Regions from separate parts of the Homo sapiens genome. Here region 1 is linked to region 2. A link is an interaction called in ENCODE POLR2A ChIA-PET data of the cell type or tissue named here. Cell type or tissue: MCF 10A. All regions are shown on one strand. Links, peaks and the distances in the headings refer to the core of each region. The heading gives the core; the rest is flanking DNA.

The links. ChIA-PET counts read pairs that join two places held together with the same protein. Peaks named below come from ENCODE experiments on the same cell type or tissue, not always from the same donor. Only the 100,000 strongest peaks of a DNase experiment are listed, where the experiment ranks them.
Region 1: POLR2A ChIA-PET joins it to region 2 with 20 read pairs; 24 of 35 experiments call an interaction of 5 or more read pairs at or near these places.

The regions. Positions count from the first base shown.
Region 1 is chr18:50,875,747-50,881,048 of GRCh38, forward strand. ME2 (malic enzyme 2) reads left to right here and starts at 3,372. Exons shown (of 16, transcript NM_002396.5): 1 at 3,372-3,562. RefSeq lists an enhancer at 3,161-3,662 and a silencer at 3,201-3,760. In MCF 10A, for the core only: no CTCF peak of the experiment used is centred there; DNase peaks (open chromatin) are centred at 2,795 and 3,335.
Region 2 is chr18:51,027,327-51,032,628 of GRCh38, forward strand. SMAD4 (SMAD family member 4) reads left to right here and starts at 2,887. Exons shown (of 12, transcript NM_005359.6): 1 at 2,887-3,297. LOC107985152 (a long non-coding RNA gene) reads right to left here and starts at 2,768. Exons shown (of 4, transcript XR_007066370.1): 1 at 2,592-2,768. RefSeq lists enhancers at 737-836, 2,472-2,641, 2,498-3,116 and a silencer at 2,922-3,501. In MCF 10A, for the core only: no CTCF peak of the experiment used is centred there; DNase peaks (open chromatin) are centred at 2,835 and 3,365.

The DNA.
Region 1 (5,302 bases), core at 860-4,859, 150 kb before region 2:
GTATATAATTTTAAATTTTCTGTAGCCACATTTAAAAAGTAAAAGAGGTTTAAAAAATAACTTTAATAATATGTTGCATGAACCGAAAATATACAGAATATTATTTCAACATGTGATCAATATTTTAAAAATTAAGATATTTCCATTCTTTACATGTTTTTGCACTGTCTGCAAATCCAATGTATATCTCAACTTAAAATAGCCACATTGCAAGTACTCAATAGCCATATGTCACTATATTGTAAAGGAAAAGAAGCCTGTGACATTGTGATAGAATAGGAATGTATATTTGGTCTCTGCCCTGGTTCCTGAGAAAAAGCTTCTAAATCCCTTGGAATTTCCTGAGTGACAGGGGCATCTTTTGTTCTAATGAGGCAACTCTTGGTGGGCTCCTAGATAGCCTCAGGATGGGGGCTGGTTGCCAGGGGAACCAACCATGTGATTAGAGGATTGGAACTTTTAGCTCCATCCTCTGCCCCCTGACCTCCTGGGAAGGAAGAGGAGATAAGGGTTGAGTTGATCTCCAATGGTCAATGATGTAATCAATCACACCTATGTAAGGAAGCCTCCATAAAACTCCAGAAGGACAGGGTTCAAAGAGCTTCCTGATTGCTGAACACGTGAAGGCATATGGAGGGTGGTAAGCCAAGAGAGGGCATGGAAGCTCCACACCCCTTGCCACATACTGTGCCCCATGCATCTCTTCCATCTGGCTGTTCATCTGTGTCCTTTATGACATCCTTTGTAACGTACGTAAAGTGTTTCCTTGAGTTTTGTGAGCCATCCTAGCAAATTAATATAACCCAGTGACAGGGTAATGGCAACCTGGGACTTGTGACTGGCATCTGAAGTGGGGGACACTCTTGTGAGACTGAGCCCTCAACCTGTGCGATGCGACACTATCTCCTGGTAGATAGCATCAGAATTGAGTTAAATGATAGGACACCCACCAGGTCACAGCTGAAGAACTGGTTGTTGGTGAAGAGCAACCCACACACATTTTGGTGACTAAAGGTGAAGTATTGTGTTCTGTGGTGACTGTGTGTGCACAGTAGCAGAAAAAGTTAGTTCTGTTTTCTTTTTCTTTTCTTTTTTTTTTTGAGATGGAGTCTCCCTCTGTCGCCCAGGCTGGAGTGCAGTGGCGTGATCTCAGCTCACTGCAAGCTCCGCCTCCTGGGTTCACACCATTCTCCTTCCTCAGCCTCCCGAGAAGCTGGGACTACAGGCGGCCGCCACCAAGCCCGGCTAATTTTTTGTATTTTTAGTAGAGACGGGGTTTCACTGAGTTAGCCAGGATGGAATTCTGTTTTCATTAGGAAGCCTTTGACCAATCACTGTAAGTGGCTAAGGGGAAAGAAATTGTTGTCAGAGCAGACCAGAAAACAGCAGTTTCTACCTCCTTGACAGTAGCGGGTATTTAATAAGGAATAAATTGACTTCAATGTAAGCAAAATAAGTTCCCTCCATGATAGCTCTCTACAACTTTCAATCTGGGATTATTCGAATGTAGGACAAACTGTCCTTAAATTCTTTAAATTGACAAACAATTGTATATAATTATGGTCGGGCGCGGGTGACTCATGTCTGTAATCCCAGCACTTTGGGAGGCCGAAGCAAGCAGATCACTTGAGGCCAGAAATTCGAGACTAGCCTGGGAAACATGGTGAGAAACCCCGGCTCTACTAAAAACACAAAAATCAGCTAGGCATGGTGGCGGGTGCCTGTAATCCCAGCTACTTGGGAGGCTAAGTCAAAAGAATCGCTTGAACCTGCAAGGCGGAGGTTTCGGTGAGTCAAGATCACGCCACCGCACTCCAGCCTGGGCGACAGAGCAAGACTCCATCTCGAAAGAAAAAAAATGTATATACTTTAATGCAATGGGATACAATGTAATGTTTCAATACATTGTGGAATGATCAAATTAGGCTAATATATCCATCACCTTACATGCTTATTTCTTTTTGGTGAGAATATTTTAAATCTACTCTTTCAGCCATTGCGAAATATACATTATGAACTATAGTCACCATGCTGTGCGATATTTCTAAAACTTACTCCTGAAACTTTTTACCCTTTGACCAACATCTCCCCATTCCCCATCTACCCCCCAACACCCCCACAACTGTCTTTCAAAGACAAAAGAATTTCACCTCTACTAATGAAGCATTTATGTAGAAAGACACTGGTAATGTTTAGTTTCCTTCATCCAACCTGCTGCATCTTGTAAGTTCCTGGCAAGCAGAGTTACTTTAGGTCATTCATATTTATAACCTCTCCTTGCCTGCGGTGGTTATTATAGCAACCACACCTATGGATTATCACCTAACTGGAGTTTCCTCCTCACAGGCCCCACCCTTCAATGTTCAGAGAGGGGCGATTGCCCCAGATTTTATTTAATTGTCAGAGTTTAGGAGGGAGCAATTCACTCTTCCCTACTTCCACTCCATCTTCTCAATCCTACATTTCCATCACTTTTAATTTTATTCTGCCTTGCCTCTTTTTTTATATTTTACATCTTATTTTTGAAATTGTCATTACCATGCCTTGTTTTAAGAGTACACAAGCTCATTATAGTAAAGAGTTTTGGGTGATAACATTTTCTGAAATAAGGGTGAAGAAATATCCTCCCATGTCACAACCGTTGGGAGGGCGGGGGTAGGGATGTTGGAAGGCACGGTCCCTGCGGCTTTCAAGGACAAGACAATTAAGTGTTCCGGTGCTTTTCTGAGGCAGAACATTGAGCATCTATTTATGGTGACTGTGACAGTGGAGGTGATTGGTAAATTCACCGCAGGCCAATAACCTTGCCAGCAGCCATGAGGAGTGGCAAAGAATTCTGCAGAAGAGCAAGTCCTAAGCACACAAAACAGCTCGGAAAGTGAAAGCGTCGCTGAAGTGCGGAAGCCTCGCATTTCCTGGGTCCTCTTCTTCCTTCCTTTGCCGTCTCCTGCCCTCCCGTTCTCCCCCTTCCTCTGTGGCTCAGGCAGGACAGACCCCAACTCCCAGCTTCCCTGGCCTCCGCGGGTTCGGAGACTGGGACCCCCGGGCCAGGAGTGCTGGGGGGCGCGGTCGGCCAGCCCCGGCTTCCTTCATGGAGCGGCGGAGCTCCACCTCCTCCTCCGCACTGCACTTCTCACATCCTCAGCATCGCGTCCACGAGGCCGCCCGCCCCGCCTCAGAACCGTAACCTCCAGGAGCTGGGTTGAGGAAGGCGCGGAGGACAGGAACCCCAGCGCCGGCAGCTAAGCCTCCAGACGGAGCCCGCCCCTCCGGCCGGTTCCTGCCTCCAATTGGCCCGCGAGCCCGTCCGTCTCCACCGTGGGCCACGCCTTCCGGGCCCCGCGGCTGGCCGGCTCCTCGCGCCCTCCCCTCTCTCGGCCGCTCTTCGGGCCGCCTCTGCGTGTGGGGCCGCCCGCGCCAGTGTGAGCCTGAGCTGACGGCGGCTCCGGGAGGCTCGCAGAAGGGGAGGGCCGGGCGGCGCGGGAGCTGAGCATCGCCAGGGCGGGCGGCAGGGCGCGGCCTCTCCGCCGGGTGTACCACCTGTCGCGGCGCGAGACCTCTGGTAAGGCCCGGCGCGGTGGGGCCCGGGCGGGGGTCCGGGAGAGGAGCGGGCGCCGGCCTCCCCTGGCCCGGCCCCGAGAGCCCAGCGCTGCCGCGCCTCCGGCCTCCGCGCGTGCGGCCCCCGCCGTTCCCGGCCTGGCGGTGGGGGCTGGGGGAAGGGAAGCGGTCTGCGGAGTCCGGGCTGAGGGCGAGGGACCGGCTACATCGCGGCGACCCAGGTTCCAGCGGCCGCGGCTCTACCCGGCGCGCGATTTCCAGGTTCCTCCGCCGGCTGGTGCCTGGGCGCCCCGCTCTCGCCCGGGAGCGAGGCCCTGGGCCTCCAAACGCCAGCATCTCTTTCTCGCTCTTTCTGCACCCCTCCACAAAAGGACTTCTGTGGCTGGAAACCCTTTGGCAAGCCTATCTCCTTTATTCAGTCGGGCCGAGTTAACGGCAGGAGTTAGGCTGTGTGTGTGGCTCCTCCCTTTAAAAAAAGACTTGCTGCGGGCTGGAGAGTTCTGAGATTGGACCGATTCCGTCTATTATTAAATGCCATCTGTGGACCGGGATTGGCAGGTGTTTCTTTCACGCTGGCGATAACTATCTCTGCATGTGGTGTTACCTAGGTGGTCCTAGGTTTCGACTTTCTTTTTTGGTTCCAGAGATAATTCTAGAAAATTTACGTTGCTTGTGGTGAGAAGCGTGATCAAATTAACACGTGCTTTCTTACAAAACGTTTTATCATCTTCTGTCTGTGGATTTACCTTCCTGATGCTTGTGGCTATCACCTCTAAGCAAAGAGGTTAATAGCATTGCTATTTCTGTTAGTGTTGCAGTTGATAACGATAACAATAGTAGCATGTATTAATTGCTAGTGACAGGCAGAGCGCTAGTTTCTACACGGATTATCTCAAAATAACCCTTTGAGGTTGATACTGTTACTGCCTCCACTTTACAAACCAGGAAACTAAGGTTTAGGTAGGTTAAGTAACTTGCCTAAGACCACAGTTTTAACGTGACAAAGCCTAGATTCAAACTCAAGTGGTCTAACTTCATAGCTGCATCCTCCACCCCCACTCCCTTAAACGTGTATACTCCTTAAGCATTGCTCATGTTGTTAAGCTAATTGCGATGTTGTACCCATAATTTTGATTTTCAATTTACAAATACTCTGTAAATTAGATGAGAGAAACAGTTGTTTTTAAAAACATACATATAGGCCGTTCGCGGTGGCTCACGCATGTAATTCCAGCACTTCTGGGAGGCCGACGTGGGTGGATCACCTGAGGGCAGCTAATTTTTGTAATTTTAATAGAGACGGGGGCTTCGCCGTATTGGCCAGGCTGGTCTCGAACTCCTGACCTCAAGTGATCTACCCACCTTGACCTTCCAAAGTGCTGGGATTACAGGCGTTAGCGACCGCGCCTAGCTCCTAATATGACTTTTATCATGCATTAATAGGAAATGTTGGGCTATGCTTCTGTAGAAATATTCTCTTGAGAATAATATATTTATGCTTAGTAGCTATTTCTGAGAACTGCTTATGGGTGACACCCTTAGAGGGTGTTTATATGTTTTTGTCTTTTAATATATTTATGAAAACAAAATATTCATAAAGGAAAAAACCCATTTACCATTTGGGAACTTCTTTTGTAAAATTAAAAACTTACAGCTATGTATGTATAATCTGTATATTAAGTTAAAAACTCTAATTGATTTTGGTGAATTTCAGACAAACTAGACATATTTTATTCTCTTTAAG
Region 2 (5,302 bases), core at 685-4,684:
TGGTTTTGCTGAGATCGGGCTGTTGACAGTTCCTGGTTGTCCCACAGCTACCCATGTCAGTTATCTCCACTAACATTTCCAAGAATCTTTGTAGGACAATTTCTCCACCTGCAAGGTCTTTCAAGTAAGAACTCTTCTTTCCTTTAAGGCAATTAGCCCATTGCCAAAAGGTTTTACTGTCTTAAAGCTGGAACTATCTGAGATCTAATTCCAAGGACTTTTCTACAGCTAAGTGAGATGCCTCACACCAGTATTAGGTGATTCTTCGTGAGGACAGAACAGAGCATTTTCATCTTGTGTTTAAAGCAATTTGTTGGCTTCGGCTCCTCACCACTTTCTATACCAGTCTCCCATTCACGTCCCTAGTAATGCCTATGCCAAAAAAAAAGAAAAAAAAGAAAAAGCTGACGGTGAAACCTACAGGTTTAAGGGCTTAAATCTCAACCTTTGTGTTAGGAGTAACAGGAGTGTGCTGAGAGGGCAAGCAATAAAACAAGTCATACCAAAAGGCCACATTGGTCTCTCCTAAGCCCCAATCCCACTCCACTCCTGTGGCCAGTAGTCCAAACAGAAAATAACTGGAGAAGACGAGGAGGTCAAGGATCAGGAAACTAAACGTTATGTGAATTCACCAGCAAGATGTACAGAACGCTTGCGTTTACATTGTTTTTATGGAACTAGCAGAATAAAACTGATCTATTTTAAAAATGAAAAAAAAAAAAAAACAAAAGAAAGAAAACACAGTTGCCACTACTTGAGAGGTGGAAGGAGGAGCAGTGTCCCAGGGCAAAGTTGGGTTTCCTTAAGTAAAAAGGTGAAGGGAACCTGAAGGGAAATTCTGAGAAGAGGTTGAGCTTACAGGGAATATCATTTGCATAAATAAATACATGGTGTGGTAGACTCTAAAGAGGCCCCATATGATTCCCACCTCCTGGTGTTCAAGCTTTTGTGTGTTTCCTTCCCCTTCAATGTAGGTGGCGCCTGTGATTTGCTTCTGGCCAGCAATGTATGGCAAAGGTGACAGAGTATGAGTGATACTGTGTATGTGATGATGTTACATAAGATTGAAACCAGTGTCTTGCTGAGACTCTTCCCGTTGCTGGCTTCGAAGAGGCAAGCTGCCATATTGTTAGCTTCCCTATGGAGAGCACCACATGGCAAGGAACAGAGGGGGTCTCCAGCCAACAGCCTGCAAAGGACTAAGGCCCTCAGTCCTGTAGCCTGCAAGGAACTGAATGGTGCCAACAACCACATGAACTTGGAAGCAGATCCTTTGTTCCAGCCTCACTTTGTAGAGGACCCAGCTAAGCCATGCCTGGAATCCTGACTCAGAGAATCTGTAAGATCATAAATGTTTGTTGTTTTAGGCTTCTATATTTGTGGTGAGATTGTTATACAGCAATAGGTAACTAATACAGACGGAATAGAAGAAGTTTAGTTATAACAATGTCTCAATTTCTTAAAAACTTCTTCTGAGGTATATTACCTAAGATTCACATATTGATCTGTTACCAAATCATGTTTTGTAATCTATCAGCTGACAGATCTTCCTTCAGTTTTGTTGACAGAAAAGATTTGAAAACTATCTGACTTGAAAAATAATTTAATATCCATTCACTAAGGTCATTTACTTTCTCAGCATAGATACCGATTTTTGAATTGTCCCTTTTGGATTGCTGGGGAGGTTCTGCATTGATCCCATGCACCTTAGTAGTGGGTGAGAATTTTGACTTTCTTCTGTAAGGTGGGAGGACAGTTTTGAAAGGGGATGCTGTGTCCTCAGCTCCTTTCTCAAGCTGGGCAAGTTTAGAAAATAGAATATATAGCAATGGAAGATGTGGAAATGAATTCCCTTAAAACTGGTCTCCATAAACCCCAGGGGTAAGAGAACACCAGTTTGGAGCTTTAGGGGCTTTCTGGTCAAAGAGGGAATGGCCCAGGCGGTGATGTGGAGGATAGAATGAAGCACTGAGTATGAGTGGCGAAGGCGTACGGTGGGTGTAGAGATTTTCTGGGCGACGTGACCTAAGAAATGACTTTAGAACTGGCTAATCATTGGTTTTGGAGGGACTAAAAGTAGTTCCTGGTTGGTGAAAATAAATCATTAATGCGTTTTAAATGAAAAAGAAATGCATGCGTCTTGTAAAAAATGTGAAATAAAAGAGGCATAAAGTCAAAAGCAGAGCCTATGCCTTCCCCCACCAAACAAACAGGTAACCTAGTTAACAGGTGTGTCGTAGGATTCGAAGTTCGCCTCCAGCTCCGAGAGTGCGCCTACATCTCTTCCAACAAAATCCACTCACACTTGCAACGCCTGGCAAGGCTCTTCAATATGTGATTCCTTGACTGTCCTGTGCGTCTCTCGAGTGTAAACACCTCTGGGGCTCGTGATTCGGGGCTGCCAGAAAGAGAAGGAAGGTGCCGCCAGCGTCTGTTTCTTCCCGAAGTGAACTCCTACAACCTAGCCACCTTCTCCCCAGAGCTGTCGACTGGCTGTTGAAGGCCAATTTTTGTGCCTACGCAGGTCCTCAACACAGAACAAAACAAAAAAACAACAAAGGCCGGGCTAATAGCTATTTATAAACACTTACTGGACGCCCACTCTACGCCGAGCTCTCCCGCGCTCCTTGGATACTTTTTTGCAACGAGATGCCAATTTCCCCGGCGACCACTCCCTCAAACAGGCCTTCGCCTCCGCCCGCGCTGAGGCCCAGGCCCAGGTCCAGATTCAGAGCCGCCCGCCGGCTGGCGCTGCCCTGTAGGCGCCTGCGCAGAGCGACCCTCCCCGTCACTCGGAGCGGGAGGCGGGGGCAGCCGGGAGAAAGGAAAGCTGCGGGGGAAAAGGGCCAAACCCTGAAATTACCCGGATGTGGTCCCCGCGCGCGCATGCTCAGTGGCTTCTCGACAAGTTGGCAGCAACAACACGGCCCTGGTCGTCGTCGCCGCTGCGGTAACGGAGCGGTTTGGGTGGCGGAGCCTGCGTTCGCGCCTTCCCGCTCTCCTCGGGAGGCCCTTCCTGCTCTCCCCTAGGCTCCGCGGCCGCCCAGGGGGTGGGAGCGGGTGAGGGGAGCCAGGCGCCCAGCGAGAGAGGCCCCCCGCCGCAGGGCGGCCCGGGAGCTCGAGGCGGTCCGGCCCGCGCGGGCAGCGGCGCGGCGCTGAGGAGGGGCGGCCTGGCCGGGACGCCTCGGGGCGGGGGCCGAGGAGCTCTCCGGGCCGCCGGGGAAAGCTACGGGCCCGGTGCGTCCGCGGACCAGCAGCGCGGGAGAGCGGACTCCCCTCGCCACCGCCCGAGCCCAGGTAACCGCGCCATGTCCCCTCCCCTTCCCCCGGCCGGGCCCGCGCACCCCGCCTGTGGCTTCCCCGCCCCGGGGCGGGCTCCCGACGACGGCGGCGGCGGCGGCGGCGGCTGGGAGCGCGCGGAATCCTCTGGGAGGGCGACCGCGGCGGCCTGACGAGCCGGGCCGGGCGGGCCGGCTGAATGCCGGGCGGCGGTGCCTCGCGTCCCTCGGGCCCCCAGCTCCGCTTGCAGCTCGTGGGAGAATCAAGTTAAACTCGGACGGGACTCCTGCCGCGGCCGCCGCTCCTCTTTGTTGTTCTCAGTAGTTTCACGGTCGCCCCGGCTGAGCGCGTTGGGTCGGCTGGAATGTGTTGCCTTAGGGTCTAAGTGAAAGTTGTAAATTGTTTGTCTAAATTTATTTTCTCCAGCCAATTTCTGTTTTGTCTTTGTCCCCTACTTTCTCTTCCTAGTCTTGTCATGCCAGTTTACGCTTCTGGCTTTGATATGTTTACTTTTTGAGTACTGAGAGTGACAGCGGTATGCAGGACACATTCTTAGCACCTAACTGAACCCCTCCTTGCCCCCAATAAAACATGCTTCCTAATAAAAGACACAGCTGATCTTACTGTTAGCACTGCATGTACTGACAGTGAAATTGGTGTAGGGTGGAGGGCGGTGGCTCCATCACTTGTCCCAAACTGCTGTTAGGATTTCTCAAACTAGATTTTCAAAGACACAAGTGTGTTTAGTTAACCTGAAAGGTTTATTTGCTGGTGCAGAGGCTTTAAAAAGCCCTGTTGAAGATTGATAGCTGTTTCCCTTCAAAAACCTAAGTACGTTTGTTTTTATTTAAAAAAACACATTTATTTCCCAATTAGTTTCTTAATGCATTTAGTTTTTGCACCGTAGTTTAAGGTGGAATTGCCAGTTATTTAGGAATAATAAACACAACAGGATAATAGCGGAATTACCCTGAATTGACTTTCTGCAAACATATAATCTTAGCTAATTTTTGTTAGTAACCTTTGACTTTTGCCAGAATTAGCATCCTTCTAGTCTTAGTAGCAGCTTGGTTACTCGGGTGTTTTAAGAAGTAGGTTCACTCCTTTTTGCTGGCAAAAACCATTTAGTATCAAAAAAAAAAAAATGCGTAATTTCGTAATTAGATTTAGAACAAGGCATTTGAATAATTTTTATGGTGGATTTCATAAATTACTTTTGCCATACCCTGCAGAGACTAGATAATATATATTTCAGTTGAAATCTAGGAAGTTCTAAAATGTAACTTTTTTTTAATGCTAAGGACTTACTCTCTCTATATTGGAAAGTTCTGATATGATTAGTACATAATATTCCAAACTGTAAAATGATTAACATTTAAAAATACGGTTTTTAAAATTAGTGTTTCTTCCATAATGCTGTCATGATTTTGTTTACTTAAATGGGTTTGTTACAGAACAAATGTAATAGAGATGGACCAAGCATTTGTAATTCGGAGTAGCTTTAGGTCTAAAGACGATGGTGAATTATGTAGGTTTAAGTTGTTGGAATTAAAACTAAAAGCTTCTTTTGATAAAAGTCGTTATAACATTTTGTGACTCTATTAATAGAAGTGGCTTTTTCTTTGCTTTCCAGGTTTTTGGGCGAGTTTTAAAGAAGTATTGCATCTTCGTTTTTTTTATTTTTGAAGTGGGAGTGTATGTTTCTGTTTAGGTCACTGCCTTCATTGTAAATCTTGAGTTTAGAAAAAACCAAACTGCAAATCTGTTTTTCAGACTTAATGAAAATTTGTGCCGAGAAAGTCACTTTGAAATATTTTGGAATAAGTTTTACATGAATGATTGATCTTTTATGATAGCTTTGCTGTTTGAAGCAATTCTCCCTCTACTAGGAAGCAGCAAATCTTACTTTTAAAAACCTCTGCTTCACTTTCTTAAGCTACATTTTAGTCGAGCGATTGTGTGTGAATTCTTTTTCTGTATTCCCCTTCAGTTTTTCTTTCTCCCCGCAAATTAAGGAGCGAGA